Regions from separate parts of the Mus musculus genome. Here region 2 is linked to region 1. The links are chromatin contacts, found by POLR2A ChIA-PET in ENCODE. All regions are on one chromosome and are shown on one strand. Each heading gives the region's core, a stretch centred on a gene start or an enhancer-like site at or near the end of the contact. The rest is flanking DNA. Distances are from core to core; before and after follow the strand shown.

Evidence for each region. ChIA-PET counts read pairs that join two places held with the same protein, here RNA polymerase II (POLR2A).
Region 2: POLR2A ChIA-PET joins it to region 1 with 11 read pairs in Patski. The contact joins the promoter of Arpc1b here to the promoter of Smurf1 in region 1. POLR2A ChIA-PET finds 5 or more read pairs at or near these places in 2 of 5 experiments (Patski and embryonic stem cell).

Annotation. Positions count from the first base shown.
Region 1 is chr5:144,962,265-144,968,618 of GRCm38, reverse strand. It overlaps Smurf1 (SMAD specific E3 ubiquitin protein ligase 1), which reads left to right and starts at 2,789. Exons shown (of 18, transcript NM_001038627.1): 1 at 2,789-3,118. The coding sequence starts at 3,064.
Region 2 is chr5:145,111,397-145,117,638 of GRCm38, reverse strand. It overlaps Arpc1b (actin related protein 2/3 complex, subunit 1B), which reads right to left and starts at 3,383. Exons shown (of 10, transcript NM_023142.2): 1 at 3,298-3,383.

The DNA of each region.
Region 1 (6,354 bases), core at 1,540-4,039:
CCTGGCATGTAGGAACTCAAGGGTTCGGTTCCCAGTAGGTGCACAAAATCAGACTTCATGATGTGATCTTGCATTTCACATACTCAAGAGGTGGAGGCAGGAGGATTAATAGTTAAAGATCATCCTTAGCTACATACTGCGTTCTAGGCCAGTTTGGGCCATATGAGATCTTGTCCTAAAGACAAATGGGCTGGGGAGGGTCAATAACGTGTTTGCCTTGCACGTATGAGGATCTGAGCTGGATTCCAGGCACCTGTAGTCAACACTGGGTGTGGCATCCCACATCTGTAATCCCAGTGTTGGGAGGGGGAGATAAGGATGTTTGGGGCTTGCTGGCCAGCCAGTTCAGGTGAATCACTAAGTTTCAGGTTCAGTGAGAAATCGTCTCAGAATTGAGGTGGGGAATGGTTGGGAAAGACACCCAATAATGTGTGACTGTATCTTCCAGATGTGTGTACACATGTGCTCAGGGAGCGGCACACAGGAACGCACACACGACAATCAAAGCATGGAGGACAGTCTTCTCTTTGAAGCAGGGTATGGCAGAATACTGTTAGGACTCTCTCCGACTAGCAGACAACAGTGTGCGTTCCCAGTTAATGGGCAGAGGAAATGACTTAGCCTCCAAGACGCACACTTGTGACTCAGGGGTTGGGATAACCAGGTGAAGAAAGGTCCAGACGTCTAGGCAGGTAAGGAAACAAAGAGGTGGAGCAACCCAAGACTCCTGGGTGAGGGTGCAGGAGAGTGGACCCAGGAGGAAGGAAAAGCACATGTGAGCTGAGGCGGGGGTGTGTGTGTGTGTGTGTGTGAGTGTGTGTGTGTGAGTGGGTGAGTGTGTGTGTGTGTGTGTGAGTGGGTGAGTGTGTGTGTGTGTGTGTGTGAGTGTGTGTGTGTGTGAGTGGGTGAGTGTGTGTGTGTGAGTGGGTGAGTGTGTGTGTGTGAGTGTGTGTGTGTGAGTGTGTGAGTGTGTGTGAGTGTGTGAGTGTGTGTGTGTGTGTGAGTGGGTGAAGGTGGAGGGAAGAGGAATGAGAAAGAAGGGAGGTATGGCTGAGGATACAGAGAAAGAGAATGACAGGGCAAGGAGGGAAGGAGAGAAGTGCAGGGGGAGAGAGAGAGAGAGAGAGAGAGAGAGAGAGAGAGAGAGAGAGAGAGAGAGAGAGGTTAACTTCAGTTTTTCTCCACTGTTTATCCCCCAGCTCCATTTTTTCTGGTGGCAGAGTCTCTCACTGGCATAGGGTTCCTGATTCATGGAGGCTTACTGGCCTATTAGTCCCAGGGATCCTTCTGTCTTTGCCTCCCAGGGGGCTGGGATCACTCAAACTCACCAGCACACCTGTACCGTGGGGCTGGAGAGATGCTGAACAGTTAGGAGCACACGTTGCTCTTCCAGAGGACCTAAGTTCAGTTCCCAGCACCCACACGGTGGCTCACAAACACCCGCTCCAGATCCAGCACCTTGTGATGCACACATACAAACACGCACACAAAACACTCCTATATAGGTAACAGAAATATCTAAAAAAAAGCCTCACAAAACTTAGCTTCTTGTGCTTGCACCATCGAACACCTTACCAATGGTGCTATTCTCCCAACACCAATCAAAGACTCCTAAATGGATTTATTCCAACCTAGGGTCTCGCTCTCAGCGACAACGGCTTAGAAATGGAAGCAGAGTTAGAGTCTGGATTAACCGTTGCCCATACACGATCCTATTCTTAAGATATTTTCCCTCCATTATTAAATAGTCTGGGCTGCACAGGCTCATAAAACCAAACTGCCTAGGACAAGAACAGGTACAAGCCTGTAATCCCTGCGCTCCGGAGGCTGAGTAGGGGGAATCACAGTTTTGAGGTCAGCCTCAGCTACAGATGAGCCCCTGTCTCCAAAGAGGGTGGTCAAACGCTGTGGGTAGCTGGTTCTAAGGAAGAACCATAGAGTCTGCCCATGAAGTGAATTAAGTTCAGGTCGGATGGGAGTTTGGTAAATATACGCAGCCTTTTCAAGAACCTTTTATTTCCTCTCTAGAATGCGTTACCATAGAGATTGGTTTGCTTGCTGGGGAAAGAAAGCCCGGCTTTTACTTTTTACCGGCCTGACACTCTGGGGGTTTGGGGGTGGGTTCATCAGAAGGCAGGGACTCGAAAACCCGACTGCTTACTTCTCTGGGTTAGTTCAGTTGCATGCAGGTTCCTATCCACAAAACCACCACCTCTCCATTTACATCCTTCATCTTGTTTAGCTGGTCCATATGCCGCACTTCCTCTGAGTCTAGCCACTTTGTCAATCGAATACACCAGTTGCACAGGGCACATCCGACACTCGATCACTGCGGGAAGTCTTCCCTTGGAACTTGCAGGATCTAGTGTGTACCCACGCGCGCACGCGCGCACGGTTCTTGGGGTTTCATGCAACACCCTGGCTTCCATCAGGAGCTTTGAAAAGTCCGACACTGAAGAAACAATCGGTTCCCCCAAATCGTCGCACAAGCAAATCAGTTGGTTCTGAGATTGTGACTAAGAACCAGCTCCGACTGCGCCGCTTGTGTGTGCGTGTGTGTCGTCTACGTGTGTGGGGCGGTGGTGGCCACGGTGGTGTCTGTTTCAAGGCTCCCCGCCGGCTGCAGGAACCTTGCAGCTCCCCCAGACCCCCTTGCGCGCGCCCAGGACAAGCGCGGTCCGCGTAGCGCCGTGCTCGGGCGCGCGCACGCACGCACACACGCAAGCGCGAGGCCGCGCAGGGCCGGGCCGGCAAGGCGGCGGGCGCGCGCAGCTCGGGAGGCGGCGGCGGAAGCAGCGAGGGCGGCGGGCGTCCGGCTGCGAGCGCGGCGGCTCCGGGCTGGGCCAGCCAGGGGCGGCTCCTGGCGGCGGCGCGGCCGAGCGCTCGGTTCTACGGTTCCAGCCCGTGGTCTCCGGCCCAACGCCTGCGCCGCGCACTCGGCGTCCCGGCTCGGACCCCGGCGCCCAGCCCGTGGCCGTAACCTTGAGGCGGCGGCGGGGCCGGGCCGGGCCGGGCTGGGGGGCGGCGGCACTGGATCCGAGGCCGGCCGGCCGCTGGCGGGAGATGTCGAACCCCGGGACCCGTAGGAACGGCTCCAGCATCAAGATCCGTCTGACAGGTAGGCACGACAGGGCCGCGGCCCTCGCGCCCCTAGACTGTCCCAGGGACCCTGCGGACTCCCGCCCCGCCCCCTCCCCCCCCCCCCCCCTTGCACCGGCCGTTGTCCCGGGACCGCTGCACCCCCTACGGCGTGCGCCCCTCGCTCGCGCTCCCGGCCCCGCCCCCCGGGTGCTCTGCAGGCGCCGCCCCTGCCGCCCCGTCCCCTCCCTCTGCATCAGGGCCCGCCCCTGGCACATCAGGACACGCCCCGCTGCGGCAGCCCCGCCCTCCCTCTGCATCAAGCCACGCCTCTCCGATCTGCAGACTCGCCCCCTTAACTAGGCTCAGCCCTCGACTCTTCTGCAGACTCCCCCTCCCCCTCACAGGCTCCACCCCTTGACTACTTTGTAGCTTTGGCGACCCGCCCTATGGCTCCTCCCTCTGCATCATTCCCCGCCCCCTGCTTGCTCTGCAGGCCCAGGCAGCTGCCTTTTCTGCATTAAGCCTGGCTTGCTGTTCATCCCTCTATCATAGATTCCACCCCTGTGGCTGATTCTCTTGGCCCCGCCTCTGGCTCCTTTCTCTTCAGGTTCTTGCCTATCCCCCCCTGCCCACACTACTCTATCTGCCCACACCTACCATCAGTTGCATATGGGCCACGCCCCCTAGCTTTCTCCCTCTGCCCCTAACTTTACCCTTCTGGATCAGGTCCCGCCCCCTAGCTCCTCCACTACAGGACTCCCCCCCCCCCTCTCCTTTCTGCCCCACACCTACCCTCAGCTGCATATAGGTACCACCCCTCGGGGCCCTCCACCGGTCCCCTCTAGTGTCCTCTCTTGACACCGCCCCAGCACCCTCTGATCCACACCTACCCCCCTGCCTGCTTTTCTTCAGGCCTTGTACATAGCCACACACCTTTCAACTTCATGTAGATCCCGCCCCCTCGCTGCACCTCCACCGCTCTTTCCACCCCTACCTCACATTTTCATCATCCATCTCTTCACTCTCATCCTCCTTCTACCTGCTGTTCCCCTCTAGGCCCACCCCTCACCATCCTCCCGCCTGTCCCCTCCCTCTTTTCCCTTGCAGCTTCTCATCACTTCATCTCTCTCTCCTTTCTTTCTTCCCACTCTCTCACATGAACATTATCTACCTTCTCCCTTCTCTCTCTGGGTCCCTTCGAATCATCCCACCCCCTACTCGTTTGCCTTGCTTCTCTTTGCTCTCCCACCGCCTCACCCACTCCTCATCTCCATCTCTCTAGTTTCCCCTCTCCTCTCTTGGCTCCGCCCCCTCTACTGTTTTCAGCCACGCCCCCGTCCCTGCTTGATCCCGCCCTCACTTATCTTTCAGTCCCGCCCACTCGCTTCTGTCTTACAGCCTCCACCCTTAAGTCGCAAATTCCTCAATCCTGTCTGGGACCAAACGTCTGTCTCCCAGTCTTGTTCTCACTTCCCCCACCTCATCAGTGGTCCAGACCTCTCCAGTCTAGTCCACTTCCGTTCTCCCCGAGGCCAGGCCACTTAGTACTCCAGAGACGAGTCCTTGGTTCCTACCTCCTCTGCAATGCCTTCACCCCTCGCCACATCCTTGAGTCCCCCCTCCCACACAAGCTGAGCTGTGGCAGCTGCTCTAGTGCAAGGCGCCTTGTTCCCCTCAGTCTTCAGAGGAATGTTCAGGTTTGCTAAGTGCTCTGTAGTGCCACCTTCAAAGGTGAGCGCAGAGCTTGCTGTGGGTCTGACAGCAGCAGGGCAGTTTGCATGCAGGCAAGGGGAGAGCTCTCTGTCATAGCTGTCCCTCTTCGTGGGTCCGGAGTCTGGACCACTGCCCTCAGCTTCCTCTTTCTTTCTCCCTCTCCTTTCTCTGCAGACCTTACCAGTGTGAATCCATCCCTAAGGCTGCATGCATGGCAGGGTTGGCAGAGGGCCTGCTTTGGGGCTTTCCAGCTCAGAAGAGGAAATACATCGTTAAGTCTGAGGCCTTGCAGGGAGTTCCCTGGATTTTTCTGTTCCAAGGCAGTGTGTTGGGGACTAAGACTTCTGCTTGTCCTTTCAGGCAGAGCCTTAGGGTAAGACCTGTGATCATGGTGGAAATTCTTGGAAAGTTTCTTGTGTTTAAGAAAAGATTGATAGTTTTCCCTGAAGATGTGGGAGCAGATAACGGTGTTTGCACTAGAACCCAGACCCCGGTCATATTGGCCATCTTTGCCTCTGGACAGATACTGGAAGAGACTTGCTCAGTGGACATGCGAAGGGCATGTGTTAGTTAGGAAGTTAGGTTCTTTGACAGTCATCTTTGGGAAAGTTTGCTGCTCATTGACACTGGGCTATGACTTCAGATATGATCCAGGTTGCTTTCAGCCTTCCCGCTAAAGTGACTGACTTGGGGAGTTTCAGTAGAAATGAGATCAGTGGCTTAATTGTGGAATTTGTGGCAGGTATCTATTAACAGATCCTGGTCAACTGGTTAATTTTGGTATTGCAGACTTGGAAAGTGTCAGAGTTTTGGATGGCTTTTGATGGGGAAGGACTAGGGATGGGTGTTAAAGCTCATGGTCTGAGAGCATCTGTGAGCGTCATCATAGGATTGGGGGTTGCTGGATGGTGTGCCTATGTGATGACAATCGTGAAACTCTTGGAACCAGCCATTTTATTGAACATGAGGTAGGCTTGCCTTCATCTCTCTGCTGTGACAGGAAGTGAGGACAGTTGGGTAGCAGTCTCTCCAGAGATAAATACTGTTATGGAGTCTATTTATGAATTTGTATTTGGGGAAAGATGACTTTTTAAGAATGAGAGCTATTGAAGCTGGGGAGCTGGCTCAGTCAGGAGTGTGTCTGCCCAGAAAGCATGAGACCTGAGCTGGAACCCTGCACCCACTTAAAAATTGAACGTGGCTGGCTGGGAGCCTCACCTGATCAGCGAGCCCCAGGTCCTGGTAAGAGATCGTATCTGAAGGGAAAAACCAAGGTTATGGCTCCTGAGGTTGACCCTCTGGCTTGTGTGCATACGTATACAGGTGTACCTGCGTGCACACCAACCAGAGTACATAGACAGAATAAAAAACAAGATGCCTGTTTGTAACCTTGGTGTTGAAAACCACACAGCACCAAGACGTTGAAGACACTGGAGTGGTGTCAAGTGTTGGGAACTTTGTAGTTTACAGTTGATGGCCTTTGGGGAGCAGAGCCTGTCAAATCAGGGCACCCTGGTCAGACTAGCAGTTGCATGATGTGCAGCCAGGGTCTCCTGATGG
Region 2 (6,242 bases), core at 2,134-4,633, 150 kb before region 1:
TGAGGCCAGCTTCATATACAAGAGAAACGGAGGGGTTTTTGGTTTGTTTGTTTTCTTTTACACTGTTGGGGATGGTACCCCAAACCTTGTACATTCTAAGGAGGGGCTCTACCACTGAGCTACACCCCAGCCCCTCACTGGGGGATTCTAGGCAGGGGCTCTACCACTGAGCCACACCCCCAGCCCCTCACTGGGGGATTCTAGGCAGAGGCTCTACCACTGAGCCACACCCCCAGCCCTTGGGGATACTTCCTGACCATTGCTAAATGACTTCCACACTCCTGCTATCTGTATCAAGGAATGTTGTGTCGAGGAAAATGCCTGGTTGCATCACAGTGATGTATCAACAACTGGGAGAGGCCCTCTGTGTTCCTAATGGAACAAGTGGTCAGAAAAGCCAGACGCTTCTACCTCAGGACACCCTCGGCTGGGGAGGACCTACGCAGCTCCCTTCCTAAGCCTGCCAGCCAGAGCCTCAGGCCCCTTTGCTGCCAAGGACATTCTTCCAGTGCCTGGGTCCCAGAGTTCCTTCCAAGAGTGCTGGGTTAAAACTCTCCAGCAGGGTGCGCTGCTGAACATCGGAGACAGAGCGGGCTAAGGCTGTGGGATCAGGAGTTTGAAGCCAGCTTGGGCTTCATAGGGAGAACCTGTGATTGATAGAAATGGATGGACGGATGGATGGATGGATGGACGGACGGACGGACAGACAGACAGACAGACAGATTAGATAGGTAGGTAGGCAGGCAGATAGACAGGTAAGGGGCTGGTGAGATGGCTCACCGGGTAAAAGCGCTTGCAGCCAAGCCTGATGACCTGAGTTTGATCCCCAGGACCCAGGAGCGAAGGAACCAATTAAGGCTTCTAACTTGTCCTCTACCCTACCCCCCCCCACACACACACACATAAATAAATATCCTTCGCCCTGGCCCCTTGGCTTTTCTTGGCTGTGTTTCCTTGAATCACACACTCAGTCTGGCTGGATTTGAGACTTAAGCCAAGCCGGGAGTTGCCTGCAGCGAGAACCTTGGCTCCACAGGCAATCCAGGAAGTCCCCGCCTAGCTTGGGAGCTCAGCTAAGTACAGCCAGCAGCAGTTTTTTTTTTTCTTTTTTATGGTGCTAAGCCTTACTCAACTTCCTGTTGTGGGTAGGAGCCTGGGTGGTGTGAGCAACCCTCCAAACCCTCAGTTCCTCTTCTTCCCCCTCCTCTAAACTGTCCTTGAAGACTTACTGAATGAGGGAAAGTCAAATCCAGCAACAGATTAAATAAATTCTAAAATATCGTAAAACACCAGTTTAAAGAACCAAAACAAAAACTTCTCCAAAACACAGAAGACTCGGTGCTAGCAGGGCTGTGGGGAGACCCTCATCTGTTCCATGCCTTTGAAGGGCCGCGTGCTAACTTCTAATTCCAACAGCTTGTATGAGAGCAGACAGAATGTGGGGCTGGAGAGAAGGCTCTTTGCAGAGAACTCCAGTAGCCCTCAACCACCAAATAAATACTCTAGCTCCAGGGGACAGCATTTTCCACCACCCCAGGGCTCAAGTGTGTGGGCGCGCGCGCACCCAACCCATAAAAATACATCTTTAAAAAGAGAACAACACTGATGACCTTAGTAACTTGAAAAAGCAAACTTTTAAAGCCCTCTTTCTTAGGGTTGCCTTACTACAGAAAACCCTTTTTATATCAGTGGGTGACAGATTGGAAAAACCCACATACCACTGAGGAGGCTGGATCACTGGTAGAGCACTTGCCTAGTAAGTTCCAAGGCCCTGGGACCAAGACAGAACAAAATACTTTAATTCTAGTTGGGGTTATTTGTTATTTGAAAGATCCCGAAGTGTGCTCACCTTTAATCTCAGCACTGAGGAGACAGAGCTCTATGAGTTCAAGGCTAGCCTGGGGGGAGGGAAGGAGGAGGGAGGGAGGGGGAAAGAGAGAGAGAGAGAGAGAGAGAGAGAGAGAGAGAGAGAACCCGAGTCCAGGGGAAAGGAGGAGACCCTGCCTAAAAGAACAAAACAACCCAGAGTGAAAAAGAATCACCAGCGTACACCTTTAATCCCAGCACTCGGGAGGCAGAGGCAGGAGGATTTCTGAGTTCGAGGCCAGCCTGGTCTACAGAGTGAGTTCCAGGACAGCCAGAGCTATACAGAGAAACCCTGTCTCGAAAAACCAAAATAAATAAATAAATTTTCATTCACACAGACCTTTGCCTTGCACGCTTCATTGTGTGTCTTTGAGTGCCCATGGGTGTCGGGGTATTCGAACTCAGACCCTCAGGATTCCCCCTCCCCAACTCCACCCCTGTCAGTGCTTTTATTCAATGCTCCATCTCCCAGCCCCGCACATTCTCTTACAGTAGAAGCCCACGTGGTAAATCTATTCCTTTTTTATTGTCCACGTGAAGAAGTTGTTCCCTCCAAGTCGCCCCGCAGGGCTGCAGCTTCGGACCCCACCCCACCCTCCCACCTCATAAGGCCAGGTTCAAAGGAGTGCAGAAATAAGGTCTGCAGCAGCAGACAAGCAGGCACTCTGCCAAGTGTACTAGCCACATTTGGCAGCTAAGCCTCCAAATCTGGAAGGTCCCCATTTTCCAGGCAAGGCAAGTTGAGCTCTAGAGAGGCGAGGTGGCTCGACTGCGTCAGCAGCCACACCGCCCCAGGCTGGAGCTGCCTCGCGGGAACAAGCTTCATGGCCAGCACCTGGGCTGGCTCCCAGTTCAGGATTCCAGCCTATTTGCGGGCCCCACCGGGACCTGCCCTGTCCGGGGTGGCCTGGCTGGGTGCCCCTCGAGCCGCCAGGGTCCGCTCGCCCAAGCTGGGTGGAACCAGGAACCTGGACCCCTGCCGGGTATGGTCACTGGGGGATGAGGCGGGGCAGGGGTGCTAGCTCATTTCCCGGTCGCAACAACCCGGAAGGCTGCGGACCGAGGGGGAAGTGACTGAGCGTGGGGCCCTGCGCCCAAAGTAACGGGGCGACACGGGTCTCGGGGATCGAAAGCGGGGCCAGGAAAGCGGAGAGGGGGCGCGAGGCTGGGGCTGTGCCGTCTCGATGGCGTCGAGTGCGCGGGGAATCTCTGCGATTCTTCCCACCGCGCCCCGCATCCCCAGAACGCCGCCCCCCACTAGCTCCTTGCCAGCCCCACCCTCGCCGGGAGCCCCACCAGGCCCCCATGCACACGGCTCTCCACTCCTCTCTCATCCCCATCCCCCTCACCGTCGAACATCGCCTCGAGTCCCCTGACTTCTAGGTGGCCTCAGACACCACACACACCTCGCGACCACCCCGCGCCCCTCACCTCGGGTCTCCTCGGCCGCGGACTCTGGACAGTCGACGCGCCGAACCGGCTCTGAGACCCGCGCAGCGCCGCAGCCACTTCCTCGTGGGCGGGGGGCGGGGCCTTCGGGCACAGCCCCGCAGGGACCGGGGGCGGGACCCGGGCGGCTGTGGCCAGATCTCAGGGCCCGCCCACCCCTCGGGGTACTAAGCCGCCCGGACCTCAGTTAAGTCCAGCTCAGCCCAGAATTCGTTCGGAGATCGCACGCTGTTGCCCCTAACTACTTTCTGAATGGGGAAACTGAGGCTGGAAGAAGGGGGGGGGCGCTTAGAGGGCGGAAGCCCGAGATCGGGCAACCAAGAATTCAAAGGTTTTGAGGCCACACGCAGGCACCCCGCAACTTAATGACTCCTGCCCCGCCCCTCGCACTCTAGGTGCACCCCAGCCGTGGTTCCCCAGACTCTGTGTCCCAAAGATGGCAGAGTCGCTGGCGTCCAGGAAGAAGAGCACTGCCACTCCAGGTGACTTCTCGCTTCGGAAGTCCACACACTTCCCTCCAAGTTGCTGAGTAGCTTTGCAGTCAGGTGATGATGCTCCAGGGTCAAGGGTCTTCCAGGTTAGGTGCGTCTCAAGTTCCTTTTGCTGTGCCTCCCACCTTCTGAGAGCTCCTCTCTAGACTCCCAGCAATCTCCTGTATCACTAATTCTGGCTTAGAGGTGCCTGTGATAACCCACACCTGTCATCCCAGCACTGGGGAGATGGAGGAAGAGAGATGAGATTCGAGTTCACCCTTGGCTGTAGAGCTGGATGAAGGCCAGCCTGGGTTACATGAAACCCTGCCTCAAAAAAACCAAAGAAATGGGCCAGTAAGATGGCTCAGATGGCAAAGGTGCTTGCTGCCCAGCCTAAGGACCTGAATTGAACTCCCAGCACTGACTTCCACACACATGCCAGCCATAGTGAACTAGAGTGTGTAAACATACACACACACACACACACACACACACACACACACGCAGGGTAAGTAAATAAATTAATACTTTTTTTTTTTTTTTGAGCCAGGGTTTCTCTGTGTAGCCCTGATTGCCCTGGAATTAGCTCTGTAGGCCAGACTGCCCTTGAACTCAGAGATCCGCCTCTGTCTGTGTCTCCAAGTTCTGAGTTCTGGTATTAAAGCAGTGCATCATCATGCCTGGTGTAATAAAATACTCTAAGTTTGGAGCAGTTGCTGCAGTGAACACCCTGCCCATGTTCAGTGATTATGTATATGTGTGTGTGTGTATACACACACACACACACACATATACATATATAATGGTGTTGGGATTCAAACTCAGGGCCCTGCACACACAGCAGACGCTCAGTCACGGAGCTACATCCCCAGCCTTCACTTAAGTCTCCTTAAGTTTCTGGGGCTGGACTTGAAGTTACGTAGGCCTTGAGCTTGTGATTCTCCTGCCTCAGTTCCCCGTGCCACCAGACCCACCCAGCTCAGTAAGATTTAGCTCAGGTTTCCACGAGTCATCCTCCTGCCACAGACACAGAGGAGCCATGATCCTGCGCCCCCTGCTTTGCTGTTCCTGTAGGTTTGTATCTGTAGCCCTGTGGGTCAAGGGCATCCCTGGCTGGCAATCTGTCCGTGCTCGCTCAGCTCCATAAAAGCCCAGCAATGGCCCCAGGAGGCCTTGAGTGATCTGACTCCATACGCCTGTGGTGTCCTACAGTTCTCTGTCCCGGGGTAGTAACCTAAAGTGACCCAGTGTCTTCAGAGGATGGACAAAGCAAAACCAAGCCCAGGACTCTAGGAAGTGGCCCACTACAGAGAAGCCCCTCTGGGTGAGCTGTATGCCTGGAGGGCAGTAACCCTCAAGCGGAGGGGAGTCCTCAGAGCAGAGCATAGGACAAGACAATCCTGCAGAGAAAACCAGAGCACTCACTGGTCAGCTCTGGTCAGCTTAAGCTCAAGCGTCTTTCAAGAGGGTTAAGATTCATGGACCAGGTGTTTTGTTTTGTTTTGCTTTATGATGGTGGGTATAACCCAAGACCTTACACATGCACTGAGCCACACAGACCCTAGCCCCTCACAGAGGGTGAGTCTATTCAGTTCTTCTCTGAATGCGATGGTAGGAGCTTGCACCTCTTGAGAAGAAAGTCACTGTAGGTAGTGTTGACTTGCTCACTCTGTCTGGTGTGAGGTGCTGCTCTGAGGTGAGTAGCTGGCCTCCACCTCACCCTTCTGTGCTGCCACAAGCTGTGGAGCCAAGTGACTATAGACTGAAAACTTTGAAGCCATGAGGAAACACAGATCATGCAAGTGTGCTTCTATGCGTGTGTGTGTGTGTGTGTGTGTTTGCCAAAGGTCAGTCTTCCTCAGGCAGCTTGTGTTTTGAGTTTTTCTCACAGAGTGTGTTAGGTTGACAGAACTTTGCACCCCAGGGATCCTCCTGATTTCACCCTCAGTGCTAGGATCATAGGTACATGTCACTATGCCACTTTTTGTTCATTTTTGAGGCAGGTTCTCTCAGTGTAGCCCTAGCTGGCCTGAATTCACAATGACCAGCCTGCCCCTGCCTCCTGAGTACTAGGATTAAAAGTGTGTGCCACCATGGCCAGATAGCTTTTCTTTTTCTTTAAAGAAAATCTACTTTTATTTTATGTGCGTGGATGTGTTGCTTGCATGTCTGTGCTCCAAGTGTATGCAGTACCCTCAGGGGTTGGAAGCAGGCATCAGGTACCCTGCAACTCAAGTCGCTGTTGTTGAGAGCCACTGTATGGGTGTTGGGAATTAAATTCAGGTCCTCTGCAAGAGCAGCAAATGATCTTAACCAATGAGCACCCCCTCCTCCCCAGATAGGGTCCCTCTCTAGCCCGGGTTGTCCTGGAACTCATCGTGTAGACTTTCTTAGCCTGCCTCTGCCTCTCTGCCTCTGCCTCTGCCTCGTAGGATTAAAGGTATGTGCCACAAC